Linked DNA regions of Mus musculus: region 2 is linked to region 1. The links are chromatin loops, found by intact Hi-C in ENCODE. Cell type or tissue: left cerebral cortex. All regions are shown on one strand.

What was found. Hi-C counts contacts between places; a loop is a spot of excess contacts. Peaks named below come from ENCODE experiments on the same cell type or tissue, not always from the same donor. Only the 100,000 strongest peaks of a DNase experiment are listed, where the experiment ranks them.
Region 2: a loop joins it to region 1, with 3 times the contacts of the local background. A loop is called at or near these places in 8 of 42 quality-filtered maps.

What each region holds. Positions count from the first base shown.
Region 1 is chr15:36,484,910-36,492,909 of GRCm38, forward strand. Ankrd46 (ankyrin repeat domain 46) reads right to left here. Exons shown (of 5, transcript NM_175134.4): 3 at 886-1,218. The coding sequence starts at 1,196. Among named protein-coding and RNA genes, the nearest start is that of Ankrd46, 7.9 kb to the right of the region's middle. In left cerebral cortex, CTCF peaks have their summits at 3,961 (motif pointing left) and 5,191 (motif pointing left); DNase peaks (open chromatin) are centred at 3,961, 5,038 and 6,398; H3K27ac peaks cover 1,185 bases.
Region 2 is chr15:36,259,321-36,267,320 of GRCm38, forward strand. It overlaps Rnf19a (ring finger protein 19A), which reads right to left. Exons shown (of 10, transcript NM_013923.2): 2 at 5,956-6,711; 3 at 695-903. The coding sequence starts at 6,629. Among named protein-coding and RNA genes, the nearest start is that of Rnf19a, 20 kb to the right of the region's middle. In left cerebral cortex, CTCF peaks have their summits at 3,057 (motif pointing left) and 5,265 (motif pointing left); a DNase peak (open chromatin) is centred at 3,029.

The DNA.
Region 1 (8,000 bases):
GTGTCCTCCACCTGAAGAGGACTCAGGCCCACAGCTATGATGGGCCAGCATGCCTGACAGGAGACATAGGACTCCAGTCTCTCTAAGCTAGATGACTTCTTGACATGCCTGTCTCGTGTGTAACATGAGAAAAGGGAGGGCTGAGGAATAATGCTCAACAGACAGATACCTGCATACAACAGACAGATACCTGCATACAACAGACAAACAAATACCTGCATACAATAGATACCTGCATACAACAGACAGATTCCTGCATACAACAGACAAACAAATACCTGCATACAATAGATACCTGCATACAACAGACATACCTGCATATAACAGACAGATACCTGCATACAACAGACAGACAGATACCTGCATACAACAGACAGATACCTGCATACAACAGACAGATACCTACATGGGAAAAATCTAAAAAATAATTCAAATGAAGCCACTACAGGGAGCACTACTGTGACCTTAGAACAAGCTGATAAAACCGTCCTCTTCCTTCTGTTGTTGAGTTATATGTTCATAATTAACAGAAACCAGCTACTGTTTCACACACATGCACACACACACACAGAAGCACACACACACATGCACACACTATACACAAACACAGGCACACACACATATGCACACACCACAAACACACACAGGCACACACACAGGCACACCACACACACACACACACACACACACACACACACACACACGGGTGCACGGGCACACTTGCACGTACACACACACATGCACTTGCACATGGAGCTCTAGGGCTCCCACACTGCCCTACTGAGTGCACAGGCTTCCGTACCTTCCAGAACTTGTCATTACAATGGATCAGGTGGTGGTCAGCCCATGGCCTGCACATCTATCTAATGGGAACAGAGAACTCACCAAATATCAATTTTGAGTCCGTTGGAAACTAAGAACTGAATGGTGTCCACATGGCCACACAGGTGGAGGGCCGTGTTCCCCTGGTAATCTGTGGCCAGTGGATCAGCTCCAAACTTATGCAGCAGCTGGCAGATGTCCACATTCCCTCGGGCCGCGGCGAGGTGAAGGCCCGTTCTGCCTCTGCTGTCTCGGATATTTGGATCAAAGCCACTTTCCAAAAGCCTCTTGGAATAGGTGAAGTCCCCATCGATGCAAGCTTGGAGCAAGGGCACGTTAGTCTGTGAAGAATCATTCACAAAAACGTAGGACATCGTCTGTGGTGGACGGCCACTCCTGCAGTGGAAGGAGGCGAGGGACAGCTGGTGAGGCCTGTGGCAGGCAGGCAGGCAGAGGAACTCTATCACCATTCTTATCTCACGCTTGGAATACATTTCCTTACCAAACAAACAACAATCACAAAAGTATCTACTGTGTCTTATTTTCCGCTAAAAGAATTCCTTTTCTTCATATCTGCAGGATCAAAGTGGCAATTAAATTACTGTAAAACTCTTCATTTTTATCACAATAAAGGGCTGAAATATTTTTAAAGCTAAAATACAATTAGATTTTAAGTCATGACCTTAAAAGGGAACTCGTGTGAACTTTGAGCTGTAGAACGAGCCATCGCTACGTGTGCACATTACAGCTGGCACTCTTACTGCGTGGAAATTCTTCTTCAGACTCTTCCTTCTTACGAGAGATGCTCTATAGAGCTAACAAAAGTACCCGTGGGGAAAGCCCACGAGCCAACGCAATCTACCCTGCAGAACACTCTATCTGAGGTGCAGGACTTAAGACTTCGTTTTAAAAGTTAAAGGAACCAACACACTGATTTTTAAATGTCATTAAATCAACAGACTTCTACAGAATTAACCTCTTCTGCTGTCTTATGGTCACCTCAGTACTCGGTTTTTCGAAACTCCCAGTGTCTAAGAACTGAGATGAGGAAGACAGACACAGGCCAAGGCAGCAGCTGTGCCCAGGGTACAATTCACAGCACCAAAGCCCCCACTCCACCTGGGTTCTGTGATCTGAATTCCCTGGAGGCTAGGCACATAGTAGGCAGCTCTAGTACCAAGTCCCATTAGTGTTCCAGAGAGCTCGCACTGAAAAGCTAGCCCTGTGCTGCCTTAGCCACGGTGTGCTGCCTTAGCCACAGCCCACCCTGCTTCACCAGCTCTCTCCTGCCCTTCACTTCAGCTGAGAAGAAAGTCAAGTCTCTCAAAAGGAACTCTGAAGAGAGACAGCAACGCAGAGACCGGGTGTTTACAGAGAAGGCTCTTTAAAAACAATTCATTTATTTTTCTATCATGTGTATGTCTGTGCACACCATGTGTGCATGCCACTGTACATGTGAGAGGGCCAGAGAACAGCTTGTGGAAATTGGTTCTCTCCTTCTACCATGTGGGTCCCAGGCATCAAACTCAGGCCATCCAACTGGGCTGCAAGCAGCTTTATCTTCTGCGCCATCTTGCCAGCCCCTGTGGAGAAGGCTCTAATTCACAGGCTCAGCTTGCACAGTTTCTCAGGTGAAATCTGCCTGGAACACTAATGGAACTGGGTACTAGGCCAACTGACTGTATCTAAGCCCCTTCCCGAGGGTCCGGGAGTGCAGAGCCCAGAGGCACCGAGCCTGGCAGGTTCTCAGCCTCTCTATTCGGCTCTGCAGCCCAGGCTGCCTGGCTCCAGAGCACTGTGTCTACCTCCTCTTGGCTCTGAGGCAGGCATCAGCCCGTACACACTGAGGACCTGTTCCTTCTGTCCCTCCAGTGCTGGGCCCAATGGAGCAGGCATATACTTGGGGTTTTTACTGAATGTTATGTAACCCTAACAACTTCAAGCTAAGTTTCACTCTCCATGAATTTCTGGAAGAGTCCCTTTAGACTTCAGGCCAAGGAGATGGGTGGTCTTCCTGGTCTTTCAGACAGAGACCTGGCAGAAATGTGCAGGGTTATACAGAAAAGACTAGAGACAAGCAATCAAGGAATGTCACCTATAACAAGGTGCAGTGTGATAAAGAGCGCACTGTTCCGTGACACACACGGCCAGGGGGCCTGTGCACATTCCCCAGAACACCTGAGGTGAAGCAGCCACTGGCCAGGCCACCCAAGTGACGGCCAGGCACTCAACTCGGGAGTGAGAAGGAGAGTACAGGGGCGTGACTGTGACATGGAGCTGTGACTACTGACAAAGTGCAGGCAGGAAAGAGTCCTCCATGTGTCATCTTCAGGGAGAAGCCGGGCTCTGGAAGTCACCCTCAGCCTCTGGATTCTCAATGCATATTGGCCACAGAGTAAGTGGAAGCTAACCTCTAACTTTAGCTGATTGATTTTTGCAGGGTCATGAAATTGGAGCCCAGGGCTTTGCAAAAGCAAGGTCAACCACTGAGCTACCCTAGCTCCACAAATAACTCTTAGAAAGAAAATGCTGTTCATAAGTGGGGGAAAGGTTCGCAAAGACCCGGAGCATATAGCTCTGCCAGACAAACGGTCTGGCTCTTGTCTCTGCAGCAGCCCCTGCACTTGCCAGGCCTTGTTCTTAAATCGCTTGTCACCCACCCTCAGACTTCCCTTGGGCCCATTTGGTGCAGCAGTGTACCCGGCTCAATTCCTATGAAGAACTGTTGAAGCAGGGTGCTGGGCAGCAGCCTGGGTCACAGAAGCGCAGCATCAATCACTAAACATTCACTGTGCCTGAAATCCGTCATTTGAGCTGGTTGTACTTAAAGTCCAAATCCAAGAGAAGCAGGAGGGAGAGATCTGAAGTCTGACCCATGCGAGGAGCAACTCTTAGGACTGTAGAGCCAGTTTTCTTGTTGCTGGGAGCTGACAAAGTTTGGCCACCCAATCCAGATGTGTGTGGTGCTGCGCTGCCTGGGAGTGAAACCAGTTTGGATCCTTCTCAGCTGTGTGACTTAGTCCTCAGGCTGCAGTTATTACAGTCCCAGGCACTACAGTACCCTGCTGTGCGGGAAGCAAACTTGAAAGGCATGTCCATCCCTGGGTAACAGAGTAGCTTCTAGCAATGGGGTGACATCTAGTGGGGAGAAAAACCTTCCAAGAACTGGCAGAGTAAAAACACAACATCTGGAGTAGCCTACAATGGGGGCAGCCAAGCCCCAGAAAGCACACTGGCTGTCACGGAGGCCCTGGTTTGTAAGGGCAGTGTGCATGAGGCCTGCCCACAGACAGGCACACAGGCAGACTTGTGGGCACTGCCATAGAAGTATGCGGTCAGGTGTGAGGGGTGGTGCAGTCTCAGAACTCTTGCCCTGCGTGCAGCACTGATGCCATCACTCACCCTACCCTAGCTGTCCTTCAGGCCTCAGCTGTGACCGAAACCTAAACAACAAGCAAGGAGGTTTGGGTAGAAGCTTGAGAGCTGCCGACTTGATGGTAAGTTCTATGGAACATGATTTTCCATTTACATCCCAAATTCTAGATTCACAGTCTTGGATCAAAGTACACAAGTTCTAGGATCAAATTCTTCATGGCCGGAAACTAATGGGAAGTGACGTGCTTTCGTCTGGGCTGTGCTGGAAGCCTTACATTTCTTTCCCTATCCAGAATCAAGAATCAAGTTCATACAGTATGGATTTGATTTTCATTTTGAAAGTCACTGGGAAAGCATGAATAAGTGCGACAATCCTGGTTCAAATGCACTGGTGACATCACACCTATGGAGGAGCAATTAGAAGCAGGTATTAAAGCTAAGATGCCGGAGCAAAATGTATACAAAACTGGCATGTTGGGGAAGGGGGCCATGAGATCTCAGTGCACAAGGCAGGGAGGGCTGTGGGGAGGACTTTGGGGAGGGCCGAGGGGAGGGCTGCGGGGAGGACTGTGAGATCTCAGTGCATACGCTGCCTAACATCACAGAAAGCAGCAGAGGGAAGTAGTGTGTGGGAGAGGGAGCCCAACCTGGAGTCTCCGTGCTCTTGGTTGTTCTTATCCCTGTAAAGGAGTCCAGTGGCTTCCAGTTAGAAAGCAACCACCCATGCCCGTGCGCACTCCTAGATCTCCCAGGGAGCGGCGACTGCTCATAACCCAAGTGGACACACACCACAGACCTCAGGCCAGGGGATAGACACACGTGTTCACATTCCAAATGGACTCCCTCATCCCAAGAACAATCCAGCTCTGCAGGGTCACTGCTCCACAGGAAGCAGCCGGCACAGCGTTCTGAAAGCAATCCTGTCGTCACTGAATACAAGTAAGGTTTTGTGGAACAACAATAACAAAGTCTTTGACAATGTCCTCTAGTGGACAGGACGTGACTGAATTCCTGGCCTTGCTGTGCCTAAGCATTTCTCACTGTCTGAGATAACAAGAAACTAAAATCACTAAGACAGGGGCGTCTGCTGTATTCTGGCAATATTTAGATTATTTATTGCTTTATTGACTAGAGTTTAGTCACAACTCAACTTTTTTAGAAAAGATAATAGATTTAAATCAATCTAAATAAATCTCCATAAAAGTAATCATTGCTAGTTTAGATAGGTTAATACTTTTGTTTTCTAGATTCTTTGCTATGTAAGTCTGCAGTGTCTGAAACTCTCACTACATGGGGTCCTTTTCAGTTTATGATCTATACTGAACTGCCTGGACATTAAAGGCCTGGGAGGTGGAGCCTTCTATGTTCTGCCCCTCGCTGATAGACAACGGCTGATTTAACAGCATTTCTCATATCCAACAGTGACACCTTGTGAGGCATCAGCGTGGTTTAGTTTTAGAGACAGCCTTGCCTTGTACGTGAAAATAGAATTATGCAGTGGCTGGCAGGTGCTGCATCCTTCAGGCAAAGCCTCTATCTGAACAACACGGGGAGCGACTTCTTCCTTCACACAGCCGCGAAGACGGTCTAGTAGACATCTCTGGGCTGTCTGACTGCCATGAGGCTACACACATCATAGTATTACACCAAGTGACCTTTATAGACCCTTAAAACCCAGCCACTCTTACAAAGTTGGTATGCTACCCCGGAGGCCTCGGTTGGACCTAACACATAACTGCAAGCGGCCAGCTTTCCTTCCCAACAGCTGTTAAAACAGCATTGTTGCTAAATGACCCTGAATTGGGAGAAGGCCCTGGCACACAGCTGTTGGATGTCTAAAGCTGAAACCTCTCTGATGGCCGGGAAGTATCTCATCGTTACAGGGAGCTCTGGCTCGCTCCTCTCTTGGCGATGATGTGTAGGGGTCATCTTTTGAGACCTAGTGAGGTAGGATGAGTTCAAGGACCAGGATGTAATAAGAAAATGAGGAGTTTTCTCCTTCTCACAATGCCAAGCCCAGATAATGGGCTAAGACTACGTAAGGGATCCCAGGCAGGCATCAGGTTGTAGCTGAATCATTCTGTCACGTAGGAAACTGTGGTGGGGTGGAAAGCGGGGAATGCCTGTAACTGAGGCAGAGCAGATCCAGCAAGTCCTGGAGTTCCTCCAACAGAATACTTTCAAGTAGAAGAGGAACAAATCAAAGCAAGTCTCCATTCCACTAAGCCAGCCTGCGCACAGCCTCTCCCAGCAAGGTGTCACACAGGCAGGCGGGTGCAGTCTCTCAGAGCTCTGGGGAGTCTTTCAGAGACACGGACTGAGTCTGGCAGGTCCCACGTCAGCACCCAGGAATTATGGATATGTGGTGGGGGTAGCGCTGTGCATGTGTAGAGAGGTCAGAGGCGCAGGCTCCCCTGGAAGTGGAGTTTCAGGAGGCTTTGAGTCACCGCACATAAGTGGGTCCGCTGGAAGAGCACACTACTCTCTTAGCCACGGAGCCGTCTCTGCAGCCTCCACTCCGGCTATCTGTACAGACTGTTCAGAAGCTCAAAGGTCAGTGTGGCAGCACAGGGAGAACGAGCTCCCTGAACGCAGAGCACTCCCTACACAGCCACACTCAGACCCGCCAGCCTCAACTGTGAATAATATCTCCTGCCTGGGCGGATCATCCAGTGGAGACTCAGACCCCAGGAGTTAAAGCTCCTTGCTATTTTACATACATGCCTGAGTTCTCTTCCAGTTCTTATTCACTATCTCTTAAAACCACATTTTGTCATTCACACTATGACTAATACTAAGGAGACTGGCGATAATGGTAAATGTTCTCACTTTTCAAAATGTTCCGTATGACCTGTCACTAGAGACGTGACAAACTAACTCTTAACAATTCTTTCTTTAAAGTTTGAATAGCTGCTACTCTGAGCGCTGTTCTGGCACTCAAGAGGACCACACTGTTCAGAAAGGTCACGGTGACATGAGAATTGTTCTTGAAGAGGCTTTTAGAAGACGATGACCTCACGGGCTCCAGATGCTATAACAAGTTTCTTACTGTTGAGCTCATGGGACAAATTATACCCCAGAAGGCACAGGTTTTGGATTCTGGAAAGTGAAATGAATCAGAAATGTTTTGTATCTTAAGCTACAGAGGCATAAGAAGAAACAGCGACAAATTAAAGCCATGCTTCAGGTTCAAGACAGCTTGAAAATATGACTTTGGCCTTCAGCCTGTCTCTCCAGCAATACTCATCCTTTCTTCTACCTGGACTGAGCTGATCTTGGTTTGTAGCTATGGTTTATCAGGTGATTATAGGTGTTACCACCACTTCAGAAACAGATACACCCGGGAGGCCTCACCACCCTCATAGCTGCCACTCCTGGTTGTAATGCACAGGGATATCTGACCATCTAAAGGCCCCCCCCTCACTTTATGGATATTTCTTCTATATCCTTCAGTCTCTGCCTGAGCCCCCTCTAGGGACCAAACAGGGAGAAATCTCTGGCACACCTGCTGCCAAGGCTCCAGCCAGCTTCAAGGCCGCTGCTGGCACCGTCCCTGCTGGTCTTACTCAGAACACCCTCTGATCCCCGGTTACTGACTTCCTACTCCAATACCACAGGCTTCTGCTCTAATTCTCTCCTTCTCCTTACTGCAGATATCACTCTTCTTGAGGTTTACTAAAGTGGTAAATTAGATGAAAGATTTTAATGATTATTTATAAATTCTGAAGGAATGCTGACAACTGTAGAATACACTTAGTACAGCCAGGGATGTTACTTTTAATATGTAAACAGACATATGGTCT
Region 2 (8,000 bases), 230 kb before region 1:
CATTACAGAGAAAAAAGCCTCAGGTGAGGAAATGCCTCCATGAGATCCAGCTCTAAGGCATTTTCTCAATTAGTGATCAATGGGGTAGGCCCAGCTCACTGAGGGTGGGGCAATCCTTTGGCTGGTAGTCTTGGCATCTATAAGAAAGTAGGCTGAGAAGGTCATAAGGAACAAGCCAATAAGCAGCATCCCTCCATGGCCTCTGCATCAGCTCCTTCCTCTAGGTTCCTGTCCAAACTTCTGTTGGTAATGAACAGCAATGTGGAAGTATAAGTTGAATAAACCCCTTTCTTTCCCCACCCCCCCCAATCACCAAGCAATCTCTATGTGTCAAATAACTTATTATTTTTAAAATCAGATAGGGACTAGGCAGAGGGCTCAGTAAGGAAAGTACTTTCTTCATATTTATGAAGATCAAAGTTTGAATCCCCGGAAATCACACACAGACGGGCAAACAAGCACAGAAGTACACACACGTCTGCAATCCCAGTGCTTCTATGGTGAAATGGAAGGCAGGGACAGGGGAAGTCCAGGGTAGCTCTACTGACATACACAACAGAAAAAAAATAAGGCACCCTGTTTAAGGCAAGCAAAAGGTGAGGACCTACACCCACATTATCCTCTGATCTCCACTCATTTGCCCCCTCACGCCCCACCCCACCCCACCCCGAGTATATAAATACAGACATAATACCTGCTGCTCCAGATTCCTGGCTGTAACTAATAGATGAAGAACGTATAGTTCTTAAGCGTAAACTTTGGGCTCTTTCCTGTCGAGCAGCATCACAGGTCTGGTTTGGATGCCAGATCTGTTTACAGTGGTAGCAAAACTCTGTTCCACAGCCTTCTCGCCCACAAGTTAGTTTTGGACAGCTGGCACATCCAAATGCTATCACAGCGTATCTTGAAAAAAAAAAAGGAAAATGATTTAAAACGCATCACAAAACAAAAGCAACTTAGTAAAAATTGAAAAAAAGAATCCACTTAAAACACTCAGAGAGCACTTTTCATATCTGCATTAATACACATCATAAACAGCTACAGTCTAACCAACACGAAATAAGAAAAAGGACAGTTATAAATCAAAGGATATAAATGACTTTTAAAATTTCTAAATTCTTTACTTTTGAATTTTAGCCAGGTGTGGGTGGGGTGCATGAATTCCAGCACTCAGAGGCAGAGGCTGGCAGATCTTTGTGAGTTCAAAGCCAGGACTATATGAGAAGACCCTGTCTCAAACAAACTAAACAATAACAATGTCACATAATAATCTCATGGACTTCTACTGGAAGTGAAATAGACTTGGGGTGGAGTTGAAGAAGATGGCGAGTACATTTACGACTGGCCTTAATGTCTATTCTCTCAGTAAGTATTTTTAATATTTAAAATTTTAAACTTGAATTTGGGTACTGTTAAGACATTTGTCCCAGAGAAATTAAATTATCTTCACATCAACTTTCATAGCAGATATATTCATAATAGCCCCAACTGAAAAAAGGACCCAAATGTCCATCAACCAGCAAATGACTAGGCTGTCATGCACAGCTCCTACACAAGCATCAAAACAAATGACTGACAGAAGTAACAAGATGTAATCTCTGGGAGATTACTTCAAGTTAAAAAAAAAAAAAGTCAGTTTTAGAAAGTTACAAACTACATGCCTCTGTATGTGTAACAATTGAAATGACAGGCTTTAGAAATGGAAAGTGGATTAATGACTGCCAGGGCTCAAGGGAGAGAGCGGGAGGGAGTAGACACTTAGAATGACATGAGGGATTATTACCTTTTTTAAAAAATTGGGCTTTTTACTTGATTGCTTTGTTTTGTCTTAAATTTGAGACAGGGTCTTACTAAATTACTACATCTGAACTTGCTATCAGCCAGGCAGACCATGACCGTGTGCTCCTGCCTCAGCTTCTTCAGTTAGGGGTAGTGTTACAGCTGGCTGTAACTAGCAGCGTAAAAGATTGTGATATCCTTGACTGTGATGGTAGGCACACAAATCTACACCTGACACAAAATTCTATGTAAACCCAGCCCGCATCAGTTAGCTAGTACACATAAGAAGGGAGTCTGGGTAAGACGGAGACTGTGTGTAGTGACCTGAATGGTTCACCCTCCCCCACCCCATACAGCACTTGAGTGCTGAGCTGGAGGAAGCATGTCGCCGGAGGTGTGCTTTAAGGTTTCGGAAGCCACGTGCCAGTTCCCCTTTGCTCTCTGCTCCTCACTGCTCCCACGTGAGATGCTGGCTTTCAGCAGTTCCTTCCACCATGACTGCGGCTGCCCTTGCTCCCCCACTATGATGGTGATGGGCTCATCCTTAGGCACAGCAAGTTATCATAGCAACAGATAAGTAAATAATGCACTGAATCTATGCCCCAATCCTTCTATGGCAGAAGCGATGACCATACTGTGATACAGCTCTGTAAAATGGTAATGGGGGAGAGGAACAAACTGATACACGGGAGCAGTTCTATTCCTGTAAGTGCATATACATGAGCATATACAAATGAGTTGTCAAAACTTAGAGCTTTCTAGTTCTTATTGAAAGCAACATCAAACAAGCCTATCGATTAAGTTTTTGTTTGTTTGTTTTTAAAATACCAACACTTTATGGAAAGTTAGGGGAGTTTTGATGTTCTTCTTGTTACTGGCAACAAATTTTAAGTAATAATCATAACTAAGATTGTATCAAATTTCAAGACTATCTGCATAACTACGAGACTTGAAGAAGCAGGACATTCCACCCTTTTTGATTTACTGCTTAAGCATCCCATTCTTCATAGTCAAAGTTTTCACCTTAAATTCTATTGTACTTCTGGGAGAATTTGTTGAAATAGTACAAATTAATGGCAATTTAAATAAAAGGGGGAATTTAGAATTTCATTTCCCTGCATTTTAAGATAACCAATGAAGGGCTGGAGAGATGACTCAGCAGTTAAGAGCACTTGCTGTTCTTACAGAGGAACTAGGTTACATTTTCAGCACCCACATCCATAAAGTAGTTCACAATGGTCTGTAACTCCAGGCACAGGAGATTTGATGCCCTCTTCTGGACTCCATAGGCATTACATACATGGCATTACATACAAGTGGTACACAGATTTACATGCAGCAAAACACCCATACACATAAATATAATACTTAAATTTAAAAAAAAAAAAAGAAGCTAATTCACTGTAGTTTCAGGTATGGTGGAAAGAATCTACATTTTATTTTCAACTCTAAAATATTTATTCAATTTTAATACATAATGTGGCAAGTGAGTAAATAATCCATGTATGTTTTCTTGTTATTTTTTTCTTTTATAACTATCGCTAATCTTCTCTGATTTTGTTGTGGGTCCCTTAGATTTAACCGTCCCAGTTTATGCTGGCCAGTTTCTGACATTTCATTAAATAACTTGTATTCTGGGGTTCCATGAAGAATACTAAAAAAACCACATTCTTCTTCTCCATGATATATACAAGACTCATTTCTCTGTGTTTTACAGTAGCATTAGATGTAATGATCCTTAGAAAGGTTCCTTTAGGTAAAATGTTTGTCCATCTCAAAATCTAACTTCAGGAGAATGATTTGCAAATCACTGTACCAGTGAAAATATTGTGCAAGTTGGTCTACAGGCTCAAGAGTGATACCATCACATCTAAGCTGTTTGTTTAAACAGGATCCAGGTATAGTGGTGGAAGCAAACTCTGGGATCTATGATGAGTTATACTCTATGTCTAGAAAAATAGCAATAATTTTCTGTAACTTTCAGATAACTTGAGCAAGAGATCCTGGCCCTGGTGTTCCCCTGTACTGAGGCATATCAAGTTTGCAATACTAAGAGGCCTCTCTTCCCAGTGATGGCCGACTAGGCCATCTTCTGCTACATATGCAGCTAGAGACACGAGCTCTGAGGGTACTGGTTAGTTCATACTGTTGTTCCACCTATAGGGTTGCAGACCCCTTCAGCTCCTTATACAACCCTGGCTGGCTTTGAATCTACTGTGTAGCTGAAGGTGACCTTAAATTTCTGACTGTCTGCTTCCACTTCCTAAGTGCTAAATTATAGGCATGCACCAACGCACCCAGCTCATACGGTGCTGGAGGTCAGCACCTCACACACACTAGGCAGGCATTTTACCTGCTGAACGCACCCTTAACCCCTTATAGAGTACCTTTAATGTTTTTGTTGTAACAGACACTTAGTATCAGAAAACATAATTCAAATCTGATAGTAGATTGTACCTGAGTTTTATACAATTAATGAATCATGAACTATTAAGTAAGTTTTTTAATGCTTTATATCACACAGTAATCATTGGTAGACAATTGTGTGTTCAAGGATTTTTCCCACAGAAAATACATAACTTTTTTCATTTAAAACTATAGACAATCTGAAAATTTATTCAACAAGTTCTTTTAAAAATTTTTTTTATTAGGTATTTTCTTCATTTACATTTCCAGTGCTATCCCAAAAGTCCTCCACACCCTCCCACCCCACTCCCCTACCCACCCACTCCCACTTCTTGGCCCTGGCGTTCCCCTATACTGAGGCCTATAAAGTTTGCATGACCAATGGGCCTCTCTTTCCACTGATGGCCGATTAGGCCATCTTCTGCTACATATGCAGCTAGAAACACGAGCTCCGGGGGGTACTGGTTAGTTCATATTGTTGTTCCACCTATAGGATTGCAGATCCCTTTAGCTCCTTGGTTACTTTCTCTAGCTCCTCCATTGGGGGCCCTGTGATCCATCCAATAGCTGACTGTGAGCATCCACTTCTGTGCTTGCTAGGCCCCGGCATAGTCTCACAAGAAACAGCTATATCAGGGTCCTTTCAGGCAAAGCTGAACATTGTACTTAAGAAGTTCTTGAAAATTAGTTTGATTCTGGCAATGAATTCTGAAACTATAATTTGATAAATTCGCATCATAGCTTTCCCTATAATGAAATAATATAGAAATTCAGGGTTTTCATACTCTATTTATATAATGTATGGTGTACTAATGGTATGTTAAATTTTACTATTCATGGCTTTTAATATTTAGCAGTCTTGTATGTGTTTGTATGTAGTAAGTGAAGGATATGCACACACACACACACACACACACACACACACACACACAGAACATGGAGGCACATGCATGTGAAGTCAGGGGCTGATACTAGCTGTCTTCGTTCAATAACTCTCCACTTAATTTAGCTAGACTGGCTGGCTGAAGAGCTTCGAGTATCCACCTGTTTCTGCCTGCCCCCTAGTGATGAGGTTGCAGGTATGCCCACCATGCCTAGCTTTTTTACATGGATTCTGGGACACAGACTCAGATCCCCATGTTTGTTTGCATATCTGTAATTTTGTCAATTGAGCTATCGCTTTCCCATCATTGCTGTTATATTAAGGGCATACAACTGGTTTCTCTTAGTTCTGACAACTGAAGATAATAAATGTATGAACCAAATACATATGCAAAATTAGTTTATTCTAAATGCTGAGCAAATGACATGTCATTTAGAACTTGGGGCAAATGAGTTATTTAACTCCTGTGTGTAGCAAATCTTGAGACTTGAAAATGTTCCCATATGGACATGAATACACAGGTCTGTGGTATAAAATGCCTTTCAAAAGGGTCATTTATTTATGACAACAAATAACCCTAACACAAACATTCTATAATCCCCCAATAAAAACTGCCCATGGATGGGGAAATCCAATTTGCTTATTGCTTAATCTTGATCACTACCATCTTAGTAGCTGTCTTCACAAAATGCAAGTGAGAATTTAACAGAGACAATATAAAAACAGATTAGAATTTCTGACTTTTAATAGTTAATATGGTATATACCCAAAATGTTTGAGTGGATAGGTTATTTGGTATTTTAAGACTATTCTATAGACTACAAGAAAATTCTTATTTTATCCCCAGAGAAAAACAAATTAAAGTAAGCCAAAAGATATGTTCTCACCCACAGTCTGGAGCCGGACACCACCTACAGTCAGGATCTGCAACAAGCCACCGTCGAAGCATAAATTCTTCATATTTTTCCATTAAGACATCATCACTTAATATCAAGCGAATGTCATGAGGATTAAACCGTTCAGTGCATTCTGGACAACTGATATTAACTCTACTTTCAGAGATTTCTATCCTTAGGTATTGTCGTAAGCAATCCACACAAGATCTATGGTGGCATGTCATTATATCAGGAAATCTGTCTTTAGAATGCCGTAAAAGGCACAAAGGACATTCTATAAAGTCTCCAATTTGTTTGCTGATGGAAGTCAATCCATTGTCAGAAGAGGTATTTGTAGAGAAAATGGAGTTCTTATCAGCACACATTTCAGAATGTATACTCTCAATACTTGCAATTCCATCCACTCCACCATTGAGCTCCCTTGATTTTCGTTTGCTGTCCTTCTTCCTCCGAAAGAGAGAGCCTATTGAAATCCTTCTCTGTTTGGGTGCCTTTTTGACAGAAGGCAAGCTCACGGAGGAAGTAGAAGACTGAAGATCTCTATCTGAGCCCATTTGCTGATGTAAACTCATGTCTAAAATGCTCATCAGAATTGAGTCAGAGTCAATGTTCATACACAGCCCTTCATTATACTTAAAAATAAAACTTATTTCTTGTTCTTGCATTCAGATTAAGTCATGATGTAAAAAAGATCCATTCTTCAGAGAATCTTAAAAAGTTCAAGAGAAGACTGTTGTCACAGATGTCCTAAAAAACAAAAACAAAAATGTATTTTAATGTATGTTTTTATACTCTTGCAGGTTCTCTGTGAAAAACTTAGCAAGTATGTTCTATAAACATTAGCTTAAAACTTAAAGCCATTAGTCTACAAGAAGATATACAGTGAATGCTAAGATAGCAATGAGGACATTCCTTAATCCTAAGAAAAGATTTTCTACACTTGAGCTGAAACAGTTGTTATAAAAGTCTTAGGTAAACTTTGATCATCTAAGATAATCAAATCAATCAGCTATCGCTGACTTAAATGGCTCCTCACTGCCTTTAGTTTGTTTTTAATTGGAAATAAAATGTACATGCAAACACAAAAAGCTTATATGATAATCTTGAAGAAAAACATTCTTCATGGAAGAAGGAAACTCCCTCCTTAAAGTTGTCCTCTGAAATCATGCATACACCATGTCATGTGAACATAGAAACACACAATAATAATCAGTTACAGGAACTTCATCTATCTAAATGTAAAGAAGCTTGTAGGAGACAAAGGAGGGGAAGATCTCAACAAGTTGGTTTCCTAAACAGACCATCACAAATGCTAATCATAAAATAAAAGATGGCTAAATAACAGAATGCAAGTCAAGAGACTTTCTTATTAAGTGTTAAAGGCATGGAGAACACACACGCCACAAACAGCTAATAAAATAACAGTGTCCAGAACATGCAAAGAGCACTTACAAGTGCATAAAAATAGACAACCAAAGAAAAACAGACAGAGGACATAACAAGCACTTCACCAAAGCGTGTTTAAATGTGCAACACCATGACTCGTCATTACACTTACAGTTACACAGCGAGGCCACTACACACCTACAAGGTATTTCAGAGGTGCACAGGGATTTGGAGGGAGCACTCACAGAGTACTGAGGAGTATGATGGAAAACTGCTTTGGAAACTGTTTAACAACACCCACCAAGCTGGAACACATGGACACCCAGCATTTTTACTCCTAAACAAGACCACACACGATAAACCACGAAACATGTTTTAAAAAAAATAAGCTTTCTTACTATACAAGTAGATTTTATACAATAGTACCAATAAAAAAAAAGTACAATCTGAGAGCTACGCAAAGACTCTAGCAGTAGTTTTGAGAATTACAAAAAACAAGCAAACAAACAAACAAAACCCCAAAACAACTAAAAAACAATCACAACTAAAAAATAAAAATTCAAATTCAAACATTAGATACCATTTGTGATCGTTTTAGATACCAACAAAAGTTGTAAAGGGTTGATACTAGTGCAGTTGTCTTGCACAAT